Linked DNA regions of Mus musculus: all the other regions are linked to region 2. The links are chromatin loops, found by intact Hi-C in ENCODE. Cell type or tissue: heart. All regions are shown on one strand. Links, peaks and the distances in the headings refer to the core of each region. The heading gives the core; the rest is flanking DNA. Region 1 holds the start of Crtc1 (CREB regulated transcription coactivator 1). Region 2 overlaps Comp (cartilage oligomeric matrix protein). Region 3 overlaps Ell (elongation factor RNA polymerase II).

Region 1 (7,356 bases), core at 1,068-6,067, 56 kb before region 2:
AAGGCGTGCGCCACCACGCCCGGCTCATGTTTCCTTTCTTATGTTTGCTATAGGAAAACATCCTTTCTCCTGTGTCTGCTTCAGGAAAGCATTCTTTCATGTGTCTGCCCCAGCAAAACATCCTTTCACCTGTGTGTCCCAGCAAACCATCATTTGACATAACTGACTTTCCAAAGAAACCAGAAGTTTGCACTGCACACACCCATTCACACCCACACATGAACACATGCACATGTACATCACACATGCAACTAAAGTTAACTAAACTTATTTGTTTCTGTACGCCTTTGTGAGTACAGTGAACAAGGAGGCCAGAAGAGGGTGTTGGGGCTGGAGAAGAAGAAGAGGAAGAAGAATAGGGAGAAGAAGAGGGTGTTGGATCCTCTGTAACTAGAGCTGCAGCTGCAAATGGTTATGAGCTGCTGTGTGGAAGATGAGATTCAAACCCAATTACCAACTGCCTTAGTCACTGTTCTATTGCTGTGAAGAGGCAACTCTTACAAAGAAAACATTTAATTAGGGCTGGCTTACAGTTTCAAAGGTTTAGTCCATGATCGTCATGGTGGGAGCATGACAGCATGCAGGCAGACATGGTGCTGGAGAAGGAGCTGGGAGTTCTACATTGATCCATAGACAGCAGGAAGAAAGACACTGGGCCTGGCTTGAGTGTTTGAAACCCCAAAGCCACCCTTAGTGATACTCTAACAAGGCCACATCTCCCAGTCCTGCCTAAGTAGTGCCACTACCTGTTAATATGTGCCTACAGGAGCCATTTGGTTGTTTTTTTTTTTTAAAGATTTATTTTATTTATTATATGTAAGTACACTGTAGCTGTCTTCAGACACCAGAGACGGAATCAGGTCTTGTTACAGATGGTTGTGAGCCACCATGTGGTTGCTGCGATTTGAACTCAGGACCTCTGGAAGAGCAGTGAGTGCTCTTAACCACTGCTCCATCTTAACCATCTCTCCAGCCCCTACAGGAGCCATTTGTATTCAGACTACCACACTTCCTACTGAGCCATCTCTCCAGACCCTGCCTGGGAACGTTCAATCCTTCTGCCTCAGTTTCCCCAATGCTGGCATGACAAGTGTGAGGAAATAAGGGAGGGGGACACCTGGGTGTATGATTCTCTCCATATCTCCCTCATCCATCCTGGGAGGCAGTGACCAATGGATCCAGTCGTCGTCAGGCCATTGTTCCACCACTCTGGGGGATAGGACTGATAAGTTACAGCCAAGGCTGTGGGGTGAATGGAGTGAGGACACAGCCCCCAGGTGGTTACCTGCTGACCTCTACTCCCTCCCAGCCCATGTCTGCTCTGTTCTCCTGTGTCTGTGATGGGTTCCCTTCAGACCAGAGTAAATGGCAGAGACAGCTGGTGTTTATCAATGCACATTAATTTCACTAAAGCCTTCTAAAGCCATGGGAGACAGCCAGGATCACAGTCAGAGCCCAATTATAGCCAGGGGTCCCCCTTCCAGGCAGCTGTAGGCTTTGTCTGTGCCTTTGACCTCTCAGGACAATAGTGAGAACTAGCTGGTAGACAGAAGTGTGTCCCATCTCCCCTCTTCCTGGCAGAGATGGTGGTCTCAGGCATTGCCAGGTAGGAAAGATGGACCTAAGTAAATTTGGAAGGACACAATGGCCCCAGTAGCGGAAAGGCCTGTGTCTCCAGCTTCACACAGTTCAAAGTCTTACCACCTTGAGGCTCTGTTTTCCTCTGTGTGGTCTGGGTTTCATACAGTCTCCTTCAGCACAGCATGTGTGTGTGTGTGCATGTGTGCCACAGACATGTGTGCCTTTTTCTGATCCCTTCTACTTCTTCATGTGAAGCAGAGCATCCCACTGAATGGAACGTGAGGCTCCCCTTTCAGTAGAGTGATTGGCCAGTCCCCTATCTGCAGCACTCAATGGCCACGCCAAACTTTAATGTGTGTGCCTGTACAGCAAATGCTAGCATAACGGAGCCTTCTCTCTAGCTCTATTTGTTTTTATTTATTTATTGCTTGCTTTTCTTTTCTTTTTTTTTTTTCTGAGGCAGGGTTTCTCTGTGTAGCCCTGACTGGGTAATCGCTTTGTAGACCAGGCTGGCCTTGAACTCAAAGAGAACTGCCTGCCTCTGCTGGGATTAAAGGCACGTGCCACTATGCCTGACCTTAGCTCTCTAATTTTTCTTTCTTTCTTTTTTTTCAAGACAGGGTTTCTCTGTAGTCCTGGCTGTCCTGGAACTCACTCTGTAGACTAGGCTGGCCTGGAACTCAGAAGTCTGCCTGCCTCTGCCTCCTGAATACTGGGATTAAAGGTGTGTGCCACCACTGCCTGGCAATATTTTTAAATTTAAAACATTTATCTATGTATCTCTGTGTGTGTGTGTGTGTGTGTGTGTGTGTGTGTGTGCACATGCTATGTGTATATTTAACTTCTTGCCAAGGCCAGAAGAGGGCGTTGGATTTCTAGAACCTTAGTTGCAAGGGCATATGAGCTATTCCATGGGATCACAAAGTCAGGTCTTTCTCGAGGACAGCAGGTGCCCTTAGTCTCTGAGCAATCTTTCCATCTTTCCAGAGAGCCCCCCCCCATTTGTCTTTTTTTCTCCGTGTCCTGTGTCACAGGCTGGTTTGAACTCACTCTACAGGTAAGGGTGGCTTGAATTCCCCATCCCCTTGGCTCCAGCTGGTCGTACCATCATGGCCAGTACTGTCTTTTTTCTTAGAAGGCGCAGCACATTTCTCCCATTTGAAACTTTATTATAAGTGTGGTGTGTGTGTGTGTGTGTGTGTGTGTGTGTGTGTGTGTGTGTGTGTGTATTGCTGGGGACCGAACCCCGGCTTCTGTGTGCCAAGTCAGGCTCTGCCCAGGAACTGTACTTTGGGACCCCTGCTCAATTCCTGGTAGGAAGTCTGCTCCCTTCCCCGGCTGTGTAGCCCAGGGCCCACTCTGTTCATGCCTGTGCCCTGGAATACAGCAGGCGCGCCAACAAGTCCTCAGCGAATGCTGGAGTCCAGTGAATGCAGGCATCAGTTCTGCCGTGTCCTCTGCCACTCAAGTCCCTCGCTGATGGGACAGGACCCGGACCGCTGTCCAGCGAACCACGCGCACTGCAGTGCGCCTGCGTAGGCACGCCCCTCCCAGGCTCCCGACGCGTTGCCCAGGCACGCGCAGGCGTGTTCACCCCAACGCCACACGCCTCTCCCGCGCGCCGGCGCCACGCTCTGGGCCGTGCTTGCGCCTGCGCGTTCTCTCCGGCCGTGGGCCCGGCCGGCGCCTGCGCGGTGGCTCCCGAGAGTGGGGGGGGCCAGGAGGTGGAGGAGGAGTAGGAGTAGGAGGAGGCGGCGAGAAGATGGCGACTTCGAACAATCCGCGGAAATTTAGCGAGAAGATCGCACTGCACAACCAGAAGCAGGCGGAGGAGACGGCGGCCTTCGAGGAGGTCATGAAGGACCTGAGCCTGACGCGGGCCGCGCGGGTGAGAGCGCGGGGGAGGGGAGGGGAGGAGGGAGGGGAGGAGGAAGAGACGCGGGGGCGGGGCTGCGGCCGCCGCAGGTGTCCCCACGCCGCCACAGCGCTGAGCGGCTGCTCGCGAGATTGCTCTTTGGACTTGACAGGTGGTCCCATCGCAGCTACCTGAGTGGACTGGTGTCATCTATTATTGTTGTCTGAGGGGACATGTGCCATCATCATAGCTATCAGAATGGACACGTGTCACCCCCCTGATTGCTACCTGATGGTACAGGGACTGCATCATTGCTACCTCGTAGGACCTACGACTCCATCATTGCTACCTGAGGGGGCAGGTGTCACCCTTCATTGCTACCTGGTGGGGCAGGTGTCACCCTTCATTGCTACCTGGTGGGATAGGTGCCACCATCTTTGCTACCTTCAGGGAGAGTTGTTCCCTTAGTGTTATCTGTGTGGATAAGTGGCCCCATTGTTGCTACCTTGAGGGGATAGTTGTCACCCTTTATGCTACTTGAGTGGACAGGTCTCCATTAATGCTACCTGAGTGGACGGTTGTCACCCTTCATTGTTACCTAAAGGAAAGGGGTCCTTTCATCGTTATTTGAGGGCACAGTTGTCACTCCATTGGCACCTGAGGAGGAGGTGATACTGTATCATTGTCACCTGTGCCTTCCTTGGTACTCCTACTTCTGCCGTGAAGGAGATGTTATCCCTCCTGGATAGCTGAGGATATCCCTCCTCCATGTTTGGAGTCAGCATAGAGGTGGCTGCTTGGTTCCCATGCATGACAGGGAACAGCTGCCAACAGACTGGGTGGCTGGGCCATTTGACAGGCATAGCTGGCCTTGCTAGGTTCTTGGCCAAGTGGAGTGGATGCGGAGCCTTATCCTTCCATGTCAAGTGTGTGTCATCAGACTTTCCTCAAGGGTGAAGGAGGTGATGCTGGTGTGTGGCATGTTCTGCACACCCTCAGACCTGGGTTCTGAGTCCCATGTGACCTGCCAGGGGTACTTACATGAGGCTTGGATTCATCAGTGGGCACCTTTGGGTCAGGTAATCTTATAGTCAGTTGCTTGTTTCTCCAAGATTGTGGCATCGTAGGCGAAAGTGAGTGATTGAATGTGGTGGTTTTCTCACTTTCAATCAGACTCTGTCCCCAAAGCCCTCGGGGCGGGGGAGGGGGGTGAAGGGGGGCATGTTCTCCCTCAGTGTATTGAGAAAGGCATTGAGAAAGGGCAATGAATGAACAAATAAACAGTGTATCATCTGCCGGGTGGAGATGGTGGTGCACAACTAATCCCAGCACTCGGGAGGCAGAGGCAGGATGATCTCTGAGTCCAAGGCCAGCCTGGTCTACAGAGTGAGTTCCAGGGCAGCAGGAGCTACACAGAGAAATCCTGTCTCCAAAAGCCAAACCAAAACAAACAAAAAGTGTTACCATCCCTGTGTTACTTACAGGGCAGTTGAGTTTGCTTCTTGTTTCTAGCACATAGTAGGTGTCTGCATACAGTTGGTGTCAAATGTTTGCAGTGTAACCAGAACAAAGAGTTTCATAGTTGACGTTTTGATGGACATCTGGTTTCTTCCTGGGATTGAGAGTGAATGATGTGGAGGAGGTGACTGAGGCAAGGCCTCGTGTAGCACAGATGAGCCTTGATCTCACTGAGGAGCTGAGGATGCCTTTGGATGCTCCTGCCTGCACTTCCTGAGCCCTTAGAGGTTCTGCAAGGATGGAACAGCCTGATTGGAATGTAGTTGAGAAGGAAGGTCTGTGTGTGTGACCAGTGGCGCTCACCAGCTTCTTTGAATCATATAACCTATACCACCCTCTTCCAGAACTGTTTCATTGCCCTAGAGGAGATTGGCCCCTCAGGCAGCCTAGCCACATCCCCTCCCTATGCTTACGGCTGTTCTGGGATCACAGCCCTCTCTGTCTTAGTGGAGTTGGTCTCCATGCTCAAACCATCCATGTAGCATTTGCCCATGCCCCATTTCTTATTAAGAACGAGGCAGGTTGGTGATAAAGGTAGATGATAAACGCTGGATAAAGGTGCTTTCTGCCAAACCCAAGGACCTGAGTTCAGTCTTTGGGACCCATTTGGTAGGAGAGAACTGACCCCTGAAACTTGTCCTCTGGTTTCTGTATGTACAGTGTCCCATGAATAGCTTGAGTTCAAAATATATATAATATGGTAGCACATGCTTGTCTCTCGGCAGTCTGAAGGTTGAGGCAGTAGGATCACTGTGAGTTTGAGGTCTTTAAAGCTAGCTTAGGCTGTAAAGCAAGGCAATTAAAAAAAAGTGGGGGCCTGCTACGGTCATGGTGTGGTAAGGTGAAGTGCATGTCAAAAAGCCCAAGGACCGAACGTTCACTTGAGCCAGGATGATCTCCAGGCCCTGTCCACCCCAGCCTTGCTAGCCACTCAGTGGGCTGGGAAGATGCTCAGTGGTAACTGCACTGGCTGAGGGCTCAAGTTCATTTCCTATCATCCACAGCAGACAGGTTACCACTGCCAGTGACTCCAGCTCCAAGGGCACCTGAACTCACATGCAGCTACACACACTAGCCATAATGTAAAAATTAAAATTGGCCAGGCATGATGGTAGTTGCATATCTTTGATCCTAGCACTCGGGAAGCAGAGGCAGGTGGGTCTGTGTGAGTTTGAGGCCAGCCTTGTCTACCCAGGGTGTTTCAGGATAGCCTGGGCTACATAGAGAAAGCCTATCTTGAAAAATAAGCAAGGTGAAGGCTCCTAAAGAACAGTGCCTGAGATCAGACTGTCTCTACACACATGCACACACATGGTTGAGCTTGGACTGTCTCTACACACATGTACACACACATGCACATTCATGGGCGCACACAAAAGTAAAAGCATAATAAAATTTACCTATTGAATGTTTCTTTTTTTCTTTAAGTGACTACATTTTGATTGATGCTGAGAATTATGCCTGTGCTATGGTAACTTTGTAGGAATGGTCACTTCCCACCATGTGGGTCCCAGAGGTCACAGGTGGGTCACCAGGCTTGGCAGCAAGCCCCTTCCTTCACCCTCTACCTGCTGAGTCATCTTGATGACCCCCTTAATGGTTATCGCACATCTTGGGTCCACCAGCTTGTGCCTGTCCCTCTGTCACTTCGTCCCCTTTGAGGTGTCAGATGGCCTGGTGGCGCCAGATCATTCTGTCTGCTGGACATGTGGGATCCTCTCCTCTCAGCCCCTTGGGGACAGTACCCTAAACACGGGTGTCTATGCCACATGGAATGACAGCAGGGCCATTGGAGACTGTACTGGGGCCATGTGGGGGTGCAGATGAGAGGGCTAGCCTGAGCAGTGGGCCGTCTGGAGTTTCTTCTTAGCAGAACTTTCTAGACATAGAAGGAAGGAGGGTGGGATGGCCTTGCTGGTGGGAGTAGCATATGTGTCACTTGTTGGCCATTGGCTTGAAACACTGGGTTCCTGATGTGGCTGATACTCAGTATCTTGGACTACAGGAGCTGGGCCATAGAGCATCCTTATTTATTAGGTGTGGTGGCACCTGTGTGTTGTCCCAGATGCTTGGGAGGTTGAAGCGTGAAGATCCTAGAGGCCAAGTATTTGAGGCCCTCTCTTACAGAATCAGTAGTGCAGGCTAGCCCTGCCTGGGCTGAGGGGTGCCATTCTGGCTTTACCTGTGACAGGGGTGGCTTTGCTGAAAATAGGGGTTGGAATATTTGTTATGTGTGTGTGTATGTGTGTGTAGATCAGAGGACAGCTTGCTGGAATTGGTTCTTGCCTTTTCTCATGTGTGTCCCAGAGGTTGAACTCAGGTCACCGAACTTGGAAGGAATCATCTTTATGCTTGCTAAGCCATCTAGCTGGTCCTTTGGTACTTTATCTTGTACTGCTACC
Region 2 (7,356 bases), core at 1,359-6,358:
AAGCTGGTCATACTTCAACCCAGTAGTGGTCTGTCACTTGGTGACAAAACCCAGAACCTGCATACCCAAGGGACAGGCCCTTCCACCCTGCAGAGAGCAGTATGGCCAAGCCTCAATCCATCTAACCCAGAACCCAGCTTCTCCAACGTCTGCCCCACCCCAAGTCCTCCATAACCATCTCCCTCTATTTTATAAGCCCCAAAAAGGGGTGCTTTCAGTATAGTCTAGGTCTGTTGGGGACAGTGTCACTCCCCTCCTGTGGGCACTGTGGCACACTTGGGACAGAGGGCGAACCCTGAGGACCCCTGTGGCTTATAGGACGGCCTCTGTGCTTAGAACCCCATCTAATCTGACAGACCCACTAAACTAGATGGAATGGCTAAGTCTCATTTCTAGACCTGGGCACCTGTTAGGCACCTCCCTGACAGTATGACCCATCTGTGCACCTCAGACTCTGGGTCAGAGTATGTCCTGCAGGTCACACTGCCATCTGCTACCAAGCATGTGGCTTTGCAGGTCTCTGCCCTCAGTGCTGGGACCAGCTCATGCTCTGTAGACTGCTGAGCCATGTCCCTGGCTCACGCCACCCAGTGCCAGTGTCTACCCCACCACAGTACACAGAACACCCTAGATATTGTGATGTTCGCCCTGCAGAACAATCCCTGGGGTGAGCTGCCCCCTCCACTTCTGCTTCTCATACTGGTGGGAAGTAAATGGCCCGGTGTCTGCTTCCCTGGAGCCAAGGTTGAGCCATGTCATTTGTCCCCACCCAACAGTGACAGGAGAGTCACCACCGAGCCTCTCTAAGGAACTGAGCAGCACACTGGCAGGAGTCAGTGATGTCAGCTTTGATTCAGACCATCAGTTTCCACTGGACGAGCTGAAGATTGACCCTCTGACCCTGGACGGACTCCATATGTTGAATGACCCAGACATGGTTTTAGCCGACCCAGCCACCGAGGACACCTTCCGAATGGACCGCCTGTGAGTGGCTGTGCCCACCAGCCGCCGCTGGTCAGTCTCCAACGGCGCTGCCCCAAACCTGGGGACGGCAATGGCGTCCCCCTTTGCCAACGGCCAAGCTTGTGGTTCTGAGCTTGCAATGCTGCCCAGTGCCCCTGCCAGCCCCCCGCCACCCCGGTCGTTCACCTCCCATGATGCCTGGCGTGTGTGAGGCCGCTGTGTACTAGGCTGGCTATCTGTCTGTCCATCCATCTACCTGGGGTCAGGCTGATGGCCGAGGCTGTGAGTGCCTGGCCCCCATGGATGTTCCCCGTGCTCGCTCCCTCACCCCTCACTGGGGATGTGAGAGCCCTCATCAGATACCCAAAGTGTCACTCACTTCCAGATGTGCTGTGCAAGGAGGGCCGGGGCGTGGGTGTGGAGCGCCCAGAGGCTTAGGTGCGCCATCCATTCGACTGTTGTCAGCTGTCACTGCCTTCCTCCATCCTGCCCCCCTCCCCACCGCCATCCCCAGCCCTGGTCAGGTCATGCATGCCCACCGAGCCCAGGGCAAAGACAGCAGAGTGACGGGGCCGACCTGGACCAGAATAAACACTGTTTGGATGGCTGCCTTTTATATTCCTGAGCGCTCTTGCAGCGTGACAATCGACCTATGGCCGAATGTGGTATGGACAGAGCCACTGAAGCAGCCAGTGCCCCTCCTTGGCTCATTCTCACCATCCTTGCCCCCTGTTGGACAAAGGTCAGTATGGTGGCACTGGGATGGAGGGTCACGGGCCACCTGCACATTCTCCTCACTCTTCCAGCCTCGTGACCTGTCCCTCCTGCTGTTTAGGATCTGGGGCTCGGGAGGCAGCAGCCCTGGTGGTTCTGCTTTTCCTTCCGTTTCTGTTGGCATTTGGTAGCTGACCCCCCCCCCCCAGACTTGCCTGGCAGCATGTGTTAACTATCCCCCAGTCCCTCCTTTACCTTTTTAAAAGTTAACTGGAATACTAGCCTGGAGCACTTGCAAGCTGGGGCACCTGGGCTGCTCACCCTGGACCTGGGCGTACTGGCATTTAGTCTCAACTCCAGAGAGCTGGGTGGGCAAGGATGGGGCTGGATGCAGGGTCCTGGTGGCTGGGCGTGTCTGTAGAACCGCAGAACATATCCTGGGAACAGCCTTTACTTTCACTGGAGCCTCCTGAGAACCCTCTCTCTCTGAGGATCTTTAAGGCGTCTGCCAGGCCTTAGCAGTGGCTAAGTGGGGGCTGTGGACCGGGGTCACCTTTGGCCTGGAAGTTCTGATCCCCACCACCCTAGGTCATAGCTTGACATGCCCTCTGCCTCTGCTCCGTAGGCCCGGGCCGCGGCTTCACTGTTTCTCTGTGCCGTTGCCCACTGCCCATGCTGGGGGTTTGGGGAGCACACAAGCTGTGTGTGTCTCTCCCCAAGCACCTAGGCAGCCGCCTGCATGAGAAAGCTGCCACCCTTTCATTGCTATTCCCCTTCCCCTGGGTCTGAAGACACAGCATTGCTTTGTCCAAGTCACCTGTCCAGGTCTCAGGCCTTTCTGTCACCACGGTGCGGACTTGAAGGGAATAGTGGGAACTTTATCATCACCATCACCATCATCATCAAACGTATGTGGTGGCACGCGTCTGTCACCCCAGCACTGGCGAGCTGGAAAGCACACAGAAGTGGGGTGGGACTCTCTTCCAGCTGTAGAAGTCTGAGCAAACGGCCTCAACAGGGCCGAGAGGCTGACAGGGTACCTGGAGTCCAGTTACTCACTGGCTGTCTGAGTTCTCAGTGAGCCAGGGCAGGACAGATACAGCCCATGGCCCTCCTAAGCTGGTGGCCTGGCTTTCAGTGCCCTGAAGCCAAGAGTGCATGTAGCTGTATTAATGTGACCAGTTCATTGCCAAGTCCTATGATGAGGTGACACGTCCCTGCCTCAGCGCCCCAGGCAGCTGTGAGCATCTCATGAGCTCTCTGGCCCAGCCAGGAGCCAGCACTCGGGTGCATGCATGTTCCCAAAGGGGTCACCCTCCCCTCCCCTGGGCCTAGCTGCTGTCAGGGGGACTCCTGGGAGGTGTCTTTGTTTTCTAGATATAGGTCACCTGTCCGATAATACCCCTGTATTGCCAAGACATCCCAAGATGATAGCTCAAGGCCGTGGGGGCCTCAGCTGGTGACATGCAGATACTGTGACCCATTGAACTGTGCTGGGAGCAGCCACCTTGCAATGTGTACATAGACCCTCTGCCCACATTCATGCTCTCTCAGGACAGGCTTAGACACCTGGCCCTTGAGAGGTCAGATGCGTGAGCCAGGCCTGGTTTTTTCCCCTCCACCTTACCCATGTGTCACCAGCTTCAGCCAAGCCCCTCCTCAGCCATGTGGCTGTCCAGCCCACTTCCCTGACTCAGAAACAGGACTGGGGCATCTTGATAACTCTATGCCCAGCTGCCTCAGTTAACCTTGGCAATCTACCCAAAGCCCCACAGAACAACAATGCAGCTGGACCCAGCCCCTTTCTATATCCTAAGAAATGGCTTGTCCCCTTGACCCAAGGCCCTGTCATATCCCCTTCCTGCAACACTATCCAGTGTGGCTCTGGGAAGTCCACTGGTACTTAGCCTAGCCTTCAACTCTTTGGAAGACTCTTACACAGGGGGGCCCCCTAGTGAAACCCATGTGCTACTGCACAGCACCCAAGGATGGCTGACAGCTATCACACTGGGCTTGATGTCAAGAGTCCTGGCACTCCGGTCAGGACAAGAACGGGCAAAAGGCATGGGGACAGCAAACCTGCACCAGTGTCAGCTGCCGTTCTTCTCACAGTGGGCCTGGGGTTTTTTATTTTGCAGAGATTTAGCACAGGTTGAGAGGGCTGCTGGTATCAGGGTCTTGATGCAGCTGTGTGCACAGGCATGGGGTTGTAGAGTTGTGCCCTAGGTCTGGCTGCTGTCCCTCAGAGCTGTCCAGGTGAGGACACCGTGGCGCAGTCTACCCCATGTGGTCTGCCTCTGGTGTGGTGGTACCTGGTCCTTTTTATACCCCTTCCACCTTGGCTCCCAGGGGGCCTCTTCCTTCAGGGATCTGGTGGGTGATTTGGCGACCCTGATCATTTCTGTCTCAGGCATGGCCCTCAGTGTGGCACAAATGCCTGCCACCCATTGGTCATAGCCACATCTCCCTGTCAGGGCAGAAGATGGAGGGACTTGTATCCTCTCGAGCCTGGGTGCTGGGGTACTCCCAAGGCCATGGGGTGCCCTGAACCTCAGTTTTCCTCTTTCTCAACCCTGCTGGGCTCAGGGGCCCAACCTCCTGGTCAGGGTAGGGATAGCAGCAGAACCCCCACAATGGGACCAGCAGTCCCTTCTGCACTCAGCCTTTCCTTGGGGCTAGGGATCCATCACATGGGGTAAGGCCTAGCCTAATCCAACCCAGCACTTCTGGTCACAGGGGGACATGAGGACAGGGCTGTGGCCATAACTCCAGAGGCCAGGCTCCTGTTTCTCAGGCCCCATCTCACCCCTTAGTTGGAAAAAGGACGCCATGGGCTGGGGTGCCCCTTTGATATATGCAAATGGCTGGTTCCACATTCCCCTCCCCGTGCCCAGGCTGGCTCTGCCCCCGGCATGCGCACTCCGCTGCGGATGTCTGTGGATCGTGCGCATGGGCACCGCAGTTGGGGGTCAGGTTGCTCAGGGCACGCACGGCCGCCCGCCCCACCTTCTGGCGCAGACGCTTCTTTGTATTTTTGCGCCCTTTGTAATGAAATGTAATAAAAACCCAATGTTTTCGTCTGGGCCTCTTCCTCTTTTTCCAATCTCCCTCCAGGTTACCTCATCTTCCTGTGGCTGAGCCCCACATAGGTGTGAGCCCCTTGAACACCTTCCACTGAGCCATTCAGTGACTGGGGTTCCTCAAACTTGGAGGCAGCCATCTGCTCTTACCTTAGAATATTCCAGGGCTGTCACCACCTGTAGTGAATTGCATGCCCCTGACAGTCTCAGTGACTAGAGTACAGACCCTAGGGCCTCCTGGAGGCCCCTCCACAAAGTGCCCCTTTAGCAGCGACCAAAGCCAGCCAGTCCCCCACATACGTACTTTATTTGCCTCTCCTCCCCAGGCCAGACACCCCTTCAGAGGGATGCCAGACCCCCCCACACACACACCCGTAGCTTGTGCCACCACAGTCCATCAGGCAGCGGGACCCCACTGGTCCCTAGACTCTCTGCAGCCGGTGACTCTCGTAGTCCTCAGGGATTGTATCTGCAGATTGGAAGGCAACAGGTGAGAGAGGTTTCTGGAGCCTTTTGGGTCCAGCCTGCTGGCCCCTCGCTCACCATTGCAACGGTAGCGCAGGTTAGCCCAGATGATGTTCTCTTGGGAGAAGCAGAAGACACCCAGGCGGCCACCACGCATGGCCGTGTCCAACACCACATTGCTGTCAGCTACTAGCTCAGGACCCTCATAGAACCGCACCCTGTGATAAAGGACTATTGAGGTTGGGTTCCCTGCTTGCCACCCCCTTCATCTTTAGTTCCCACTCAAAATAAGGGCTGGTGTTGGGGCCCCTGCCTCAGTTTCCCTCTGTGAGAATGTATGTCAGGTGCCCTGTACATAGGAGGTATTGGGGTTCTGGCATCTCCCCGTAAGACCATGATGTACTGTAAACGGAGCCCGTTTCTCCTGGAGCAGCAGCAAAGCACAGCTCAGCAGCAGCAGGGCCGTGCCCACCTGATGTAGCCAACTTGAGGCCGGTGCTGCAGGAACCAGCGGTAGGATGTTTTATCCTTCCAGCCCACGTTTCGAGGATCCTTCCACAGCAGCCGCACCTGGGATGCTGTGTCCCCCGTGTGCCACAGTGCGTTTCGGAGCTGTTCCCCGGGACCTGTAGAGGACTTGACAGCCTGCCACAGGCAGGAGAGGAAACAGATCAGAGCCCTGTCTGGTAGATCAGGTGGGAGTTATGAGTGGTTGGAGTATAGGGAAGGTCCTTGCTTCAAGAGGGCAAGTGAGAGCTCTTGGCTGGACCACTGTGGGTAGTGGAGCCAGGAGTCTGTGTGAATTCTGGAAATACAAATACAGGGATACCTTAGGGGATCTAGAGGGCCTGGCTCCTTATTAGGAGGCAGCAGCCTGCTGGGATAAACTGGGGTCTACAGACCTGGGGACCTGTTGTGAGGTGTTTATAGGAGGATCTGGGGTGTCCAGGGAAATCTAGGGCTCTGTGACAGGCTTGGGAGCCCAAAGGGACATGTGATGATCCCAAGGAGTAGTTCCCCCCCCCTTTTTTTTTCTTTTCTTTTCTTTTCTTTTTTCTTTTCTTTTTTTTTTTTTTTTTTTTGAGACAGGGTCTATCTTCAATTTTTTTCTCTCTGAGTATGCACGTTTCTGAACCTGTGTGGGTGCATGCACATGTGCACGAAGGGCAGAAGCTGTCGGAGTCATCCTTAAGTAGCTTTTCTATCCTGTTCCATAAGGCCTGGGGTTTCCCAGTGTGGCTAGTATATCTAGGGATCCTGTTTCTACCTTTCAAGGCTGGAATTACAGGTGGATCACCATCCATACCCAGCATTTAGGTGGGTTCAGGGGGGTCCAAACTCCAGTTCCCTTGAGTGTGCCCCAAGCACTGTAACAAGGCAGTGTCTTCTCTGACCCTCCAGAGAAGGTATTTATGGGTCTGAGAGGATTTAACCCCGTGGCAATGGTGGTGGGAGGGTGGGGGCTGGGCACGAGAATGAGGAGTGGTGACAACTTTGAGGGGCATGGGACAATGCTGGAGGGCTACGAAGGCATTGGCGGTGAAGGCTGAGGAGTATATAATGTGTGTGGGCACAGCCCAGCCAGCACCTTGAGCTGAATCCCTGGCTCAGCCACAGCCCGGAAGGGATTGGCCTGCCAGTACGTCTGCTCCATCTGTTTCCACATGACTACGTAGAAACTGGAGCTGTCTTGGTAGCCGAAGATGAAACCAGCATAGTCATCATCAGTGGCGGTGTTTACATGGAATGTGCCCTCGAAGTCCACGCCGTTGAAGGCTGTGTAACCTGTAGGAGGGGAGAGGAAGGGGGTCTCCAGAAGCATGCTTGCTCTGGACACCTCAGAGTCAGGCCCTGACCCTCCAAACAAGACCTGCTTCTCCAAACAAGGCCACACCCCAACATAGCATTGGCCACATCCTCAGACACTTCCAATCCCTAGCTCTCAGGGGTCACACGTCCCACAGCAATGCCCCAAAGGCCCCACCCAGCCCTTCCTAGATCCTGACCAACCAGCCCCGTCTCTCCATGGCCTATGACCCACCCACCTATGACCACTCAATACAAACTGCCATTTGTCCTAACCCCCTTAGCCCTACTCTTCCCATGATTAGAGTGGCCAAGCCCTCCGTGATCA
Region 3 (5,000 bases), core at 1-5,000, 200 kb before region 2:
GCTGTAACACTGAAGCTGCCTTGGAGAGCCCAAGATTTTCGAGATGTCAGAGCCGTGGGCTATCTGCTGAGGAAAACTGCTAACAGGGAGTGGGACCAGCCCAGGAGAAGGAAGTTTGTTGCAGTCAACAAAGATGAAAAGGAGTTGGAGATCTGAAGACTGCTTTGACATCAGACATGGAGATGCAGAGTTTGGAGTTTGTCCATCTGGTTTCCTGTCTTAATTCAGGGATTACAGTTATGTGATTGGATGGAGCTCAGAAGAGACTTTGAACTTTTCTTGTTAAAAAGATTTATTTATTTTACATATGTGAGTACACTGTCACTGTCTTCAGACACATCAGAAGAGGGCATCAGATCCCATTATAGATGGTTGTGAGCCATCATGTTGCTGGGAATTGAACTCAGGACCCTGGAAGAGCAGTCAGTGCTCTTAACCACTGAGCCACCTCTCCAGCTTGACTTTTAACATTGTTGAGACTGCTATAGACTATGGGGACTTTTGAAGTTGGACTAAATGTACTTTTTTATTGTGCTATGTTTAGGAATGGCCCCCATAGACTCATGTATTTAAACATGCCTATGGGGGCCTGGGAGTGGAATGTGATGGTTCTTATATGCTTGGCCCTGGTGAGTGGGCTTAAGACTCTCATCCTAGCTACCAGGAAGTCAGTATTCTGCTAGCAGCCTTCAGATGAAGATGTAGAACTCTCAGTTTCTTCTGCACTATGCCTGCCTAGATGCTGCCATGTTCCTGCATTGAATATAATAGACTGAACCTCTGAACCTGTAAGCCAGCCTCAATTAAATACTGTCCTTTTTAAGAGTTGCCTTGGTCATGGCATCTGTTCACAGCAGTAACATCCTAACTAAGATAGGTGTCAAGAGATTAGGACTAAAGGGCATAGCAAGCACAGGGTTGCGACACCAGATCCATGCTCTCACTATACTATGGACAGAGGATTGTTCTCAAGGCCTTCTGATCACAGGGTACCTCACGCGTCCTGCTGTGTGAGGAGCCACAGAGATAGATGTCTCATTTCTCAGTGTCCTCCGGTCCCAGAAACCTTTGCTCCCTGGGCTCAGTGTACCTACCTGTGCCTTGGCCTGGATATATCCCTGCATACAGCTGTTCTCTTTACTCTCCCTCTGCCTCTCTGGCTCAGGGCATCTCAGTACTCCCTGAAAGCGCTGCATTCCATGTTACCTATCTGAGTGTTTCAGCTCCTAGCCCCAAGCACTGAGTAGTAGGCTGGTGGCCTGCCATGGTGGCCCCAAGTCCTGACCCCAGTAGTGGTCTCACATCCCACATATTAGAGGAAACAACCAAGTGGCACTCACCTGGGGCATCTGGCGGTAGTGCAGGGGCAGTAGGTGCATCAGGCTGTGGGGCGGGGGGCCTTTCTTCAGGGGGCCGCTCCTTGTCTTTGTGCTTCTTGGACTTCTTCTTGGGTCGGCTGTGGGTGTGTGAGGAGCTAGTAGGTTGCTCAGCCTGAGGAAAGTCCGTCAGCAGGGGAAGACCAAGATGGGGTGCTGGAGCTGGGGTGGCTTCCTGGTGCTTGTAGTCCTGGGTACTGTGACCTAGGTCATTACTGACATCAGCTAGGGGGTCGTGGGTCCTTGGGGGCTCCAGCCGTGGGGGCAGATGGCTAGAGCTGAGGGTGTCTGATGGGGTGGGTCCTGGAGCAGGCAGCAGTGTCTCATGGCCATTGGGGGCACCCAGTTTGCCATTGAGGGTGGGTTGTGCTCGCTGTGTGAAATGTGAGATCCGGGGCTTCTTGCTGGCCAGGGGGTCAATGAAGTCTGTAGGCCGTTTCTGAAAAGCCATGGGGACTAGGCTGAGCAGAGAAGTATGTGGGAACTAGTAGCCACCTGCAGGGCCTGCTGTGGCCACACAGGGGCGCCGGCACACAGCTGGCCACACATACAAGAGAAGCAGCACCCAGACAGAGAAGAAAAGAAGGCCCTGACTGGGCAGTGAAGGTGCCTGAGGCACACGCCTCAGAAAGACACTCCCAGCCCCAAAGACAGCAAGTCCCCCCAAAGAGCGTGGCTCAGGCAGTGGACACTGGTTACAAAGGGCTGTGGTGTACCAGTGAGGACCCCACACTCAACCACCCCCCCAGGCAAGTACCTGAGAGGGTGAGGCAGAGCGTCCATGCTCTCGGGGCGGGCTGGAGTCTGTAGTGGCATTCTGTGGCTGACACAGCTTCCTGCAGAGGAGTGGTAGAGGCACTATGGTGGCACTGCCACTGTGCCCCGGGACTATGTCTGCACAGAGAGGGCCAGGTTCTCAGAACCCAAGCTGTGTTGTACACAGGGCAGCTGCTAAGCAGAGCCCATGTGGTGCTCAGAGAGGACTCCCACTCTGCCATGCTGAGGCGCAGGCAGCTAGTGCCTGGGCTTGCCAATGAGAGGGAGAATTGCAGGTCAAATATGAACACATACCTTGCCTACAGCACATCAGGACTCCACCAGCACAAGGCCATTCTGTGTGTCAGTGGTGACCTTGTGTGTGGTCCCTTCCTCCCACCCTGATCTGGCCCCGAGTACCCAATGGCTCATCACTCATAACGGGTCACGGCATCAGTGGTGGTAACTAGCCCAGGCATGCTGGCCCTGTACACCCGTGCTTGTGGAGCAGTGACAGGCCTTATGTGGACACCTCCAGCACTTGGGTATAGGTGACCCTGACAATGGGCACACACTTGTCAGCCCAGCACTACTGGAAGGTGGAGACAGAAGATGGGCAGGAGTTAAGGCCTGTACTGTCTCTGTAAGACAAGACACTGACCCAAAAAAAAAAAAAGAAGCCAGGCATGGTGACACACACCTTTAATCCTAGTACTCAGGAGGCAGAGGCAGGCTGATCTCTGAGTTAGAGGCTAGCCTGGTTAACAAAATGAGTTCTAGGACAGCCAGGGCTACACAGAGAAACCCTATCAGGGACTGTCAGGGAAAAAGAAAGAGAAAAGCAAGTAAGCTGGCTGTAGTGCCCAGGAGCCTGTGCCAGGCAGCGAGCGCCTAGGCTCTTGCCATCATGTGCCCTCTCCACCTCCAAGCACGTGGAACCCCCAGGCTCTGGCCTAGGCACAGGTTGGAGATGAGCCCAGAACTCGGTGGTGCCAACTGAACTTGAGGAATCACTAGCAATCTCGGCGAGCAGCTCTGCTCACAGCACCAGCACCCAGGGGGAGTGGGCAATTACTGTGCTGCTCCCTTGGAGTCTACCTCACACTCTGTGGACACCAGAGGCTCGTGGGAAGCCATGGGGACATGGACAGGACACCCTGGCACAGAGGAGATGCACAGTTGGCTGGGGACAGCCATAACTGTGAGCCGTCTGGCAGGCTGAGGCCAGTGCGTGCCTTACCGCATGAGCATGCGCTTCAGCAGCTGCCGGTCCCCCTCAGAGTAGCCGGGCCAGTCCTTCTGCAGGCTTTTGTACATGCAGTCCTGCAGCGTGCACGTGCCATCCTTGGGGTTCACACTGGCCACCTGCAACACATCCAGTTCTCAATGACTGTCACTGCTTGCCAAGGCAGCAGGGGTGGGAGTGGGGGTGTGAGTGCTTGGGGAGCACAGGGTGGTGGCAGCTCTGGAGCCATGTCACACCACCTCGGGTCCCCTGCGCATGAGCTGCTGCAGGCCCAGACAATCTTGATGAGGCACAGTATGTCATCAATATGCCCACAGCCCCCACAAGCCCCACCCTTCAGATGGTGGCCACTAGCCAATCCTCTCTCCCTGCCACAACTACTTCATCTCAGGCTTTCTCTCAGGCTCAAAGAATCTGATGAGAGGCCTTGAAGGGACCAAGGCTGTGTCTGTGCTGGCCTTGCTAGGTGCCAAGTGCAATATATGCACATATCAGCCACTCAACCATGCCGAGTCCACAACCTGTATCAGCCACTCAACCATGCCGAGTCCACAACCTGTATCAGCCACTCAACCATGCCGAGTCCACAACCTCAGTAAGGACTGAGAGGAGCCGGGCAGTGGTGGCGCACACCTTTAATCCCAGCACTTGGGAGGCAGAGATAGGTGGATTTCTGAGTTCGAGGCCAGCCTGGTCTACACAGTGAGTTCCAGGACAGCCGGGGCTATACAGAGAAACCCTGTCTCGAAAAACAAACAAAACAAAAGATCTGAGAGGAATGAGTTATATATTTAATGGGCTTTGAAGACATGGTCTTGCCTTATAGCTCAGGCTGACCTTGGGCTCAGAATTTCTTGTCTGAGGATGCTGAGACCACAGGTATGCCAGCATGCCAAGCTGGCAGCAGAGTCTCTTCCTGATTGAGCACTAAGATTTAAATGGTGTGCTGCCATGCCTTTCACTCACAGCTACTCCAAGCAGGAGCACTCATTCCCATACGCAGGATCCTCCACGATGGTATGTGGTCCCACTGACCAGCACTACCTAAGGTATCCCATCCTAGGACAGGCTTTCAGCTCCCCTGATACATCCAATACCCTGGGCTACCCTGCCTACACTAAAGGCATAGTCTTGAAAGGCTATGGCTCCTCCCTACAGATGCTCAGGGACTCTGATGACCTGTGGAGACTGCAAAAGACCTGACCAGGTTGTGACCCCTGCCCAAGATAGGCCCATTTTCAAAATCTGTGGGGTACTGCTGCCCCTCACAAGATGCATCACACACTCAAGAGTACCAGGTTGCCAAGGTCAGACCTGGCATGGCTGATCAGAGGCCATGGGAGCTGCATAGAGCCTCAGATGCCTCTGGAGCCATTGCATACTGCATGCATGCACTCCATTGGCTGAGGCAGAGGCTGACCATGGTCTTTCCTGATTCCAGAGCTTTCTCTGAGACTTGATATTATGTTGTCACCAGAGCACAGGGGCCAGGCCACCCCAATCCACCTTTATACTGTCCCCAAAGCCTGGCTGGCGCTGACATTTTATTTATTTTTGAGACAGGCTTTCCCTGAGTAGCTCTAGCTGTTCTGAAACTCACTAGGTAGACAGGCTGGCCTTGA

The links. Hi-C counts contacts between places; a loop is a spot of excess contacts. Peaks named below come from ENCODE experiments on the same cell type or tissue, not always from the same donor. Only the 100,000 strongest peaks of a DNase experiment are listed, where the experiment ranks them.
Region 1: a loop joins it to region 2, with 2.6 times the contacts of the local background. A loop is called at or near these places in 4 of 42 quality-filtered maps.
Region 3: a loop joins it to region 2, with 2.6 times the contacts of the local background. A loop is called at or near these places in 6 of 42 quality-filtered maps.

The regions. Positions count from the first base shown.
Region 1 is chr8:70,435,546-70,442,901 of GRCm38, reverse strand. It overlaps Crtc1 (CREB regulated transcription coactivator 1), which reads left to right and starts at 3,329. Exons shown (of 14, transcript NM_001004062.2): 1 at 3,329-3,469. The coding sequence starts at 3,344. In heart, for the core only: a CTCF peak has its summit at 3,563; a DNase peak (open chromatin) is centred at 3,241; H3K4me3 peaks cover 1,631 bases; H3K27ac peaks cover 2,233 bases.
Region 2 is chr8:70,379,756-70,387,111 of GRCm38, reverse strand. Comp (cartilage oligomeric matrix protein) reads right to left here. Exons shown (of 19, transcript NM_016685.2): 16 at 6,811-7,007; 17 at 5,695-5,867; 18 at 5,301-5,440; 19 at 5,046-5,226. The coding sequence ends at 5,180. It overlaps Crtc1 (CREB regulated transcription coactivator 1), which reads left to right. Exons shown (of 14, transcript NM_001004062.2): 14 at 777-4,754. The coding sequence ends at 988. Among named protein-coding and RNA genes, the nearest start is that of Gm51533, 8.6 kb to the right of the region's middle. In heart, for the core only: no CTCF peak of the experiment used is centred there; DNase peaks (open chromatin) are centred at 3,651 and 3,927; H3K27me3 peaks cover 1,904 bases.
Region 3 is chr8:70,582,369-70,587,368 of GRCm38, reverse strand. Ell (elongation factor RNA polymerase II) reads right to left here. Exons shown (of 12, transcript NM_007924.2): 6 at 3,373-3,497; 7 at 2,134-2,212; 8 at 1,341-1,815. Among named protein-coding and RNA genes, the nearest start is that of Isyna1, 9.6 kb to the left of the region's middle. In heart, for the core only: a CTCF peak has its summit at 1,892; DNase peaks (open chromatin) are centred at 1,878, 2,560, 3,118, 3,467 and 1 weaker place; H3K27ac peaks cover 716 bases.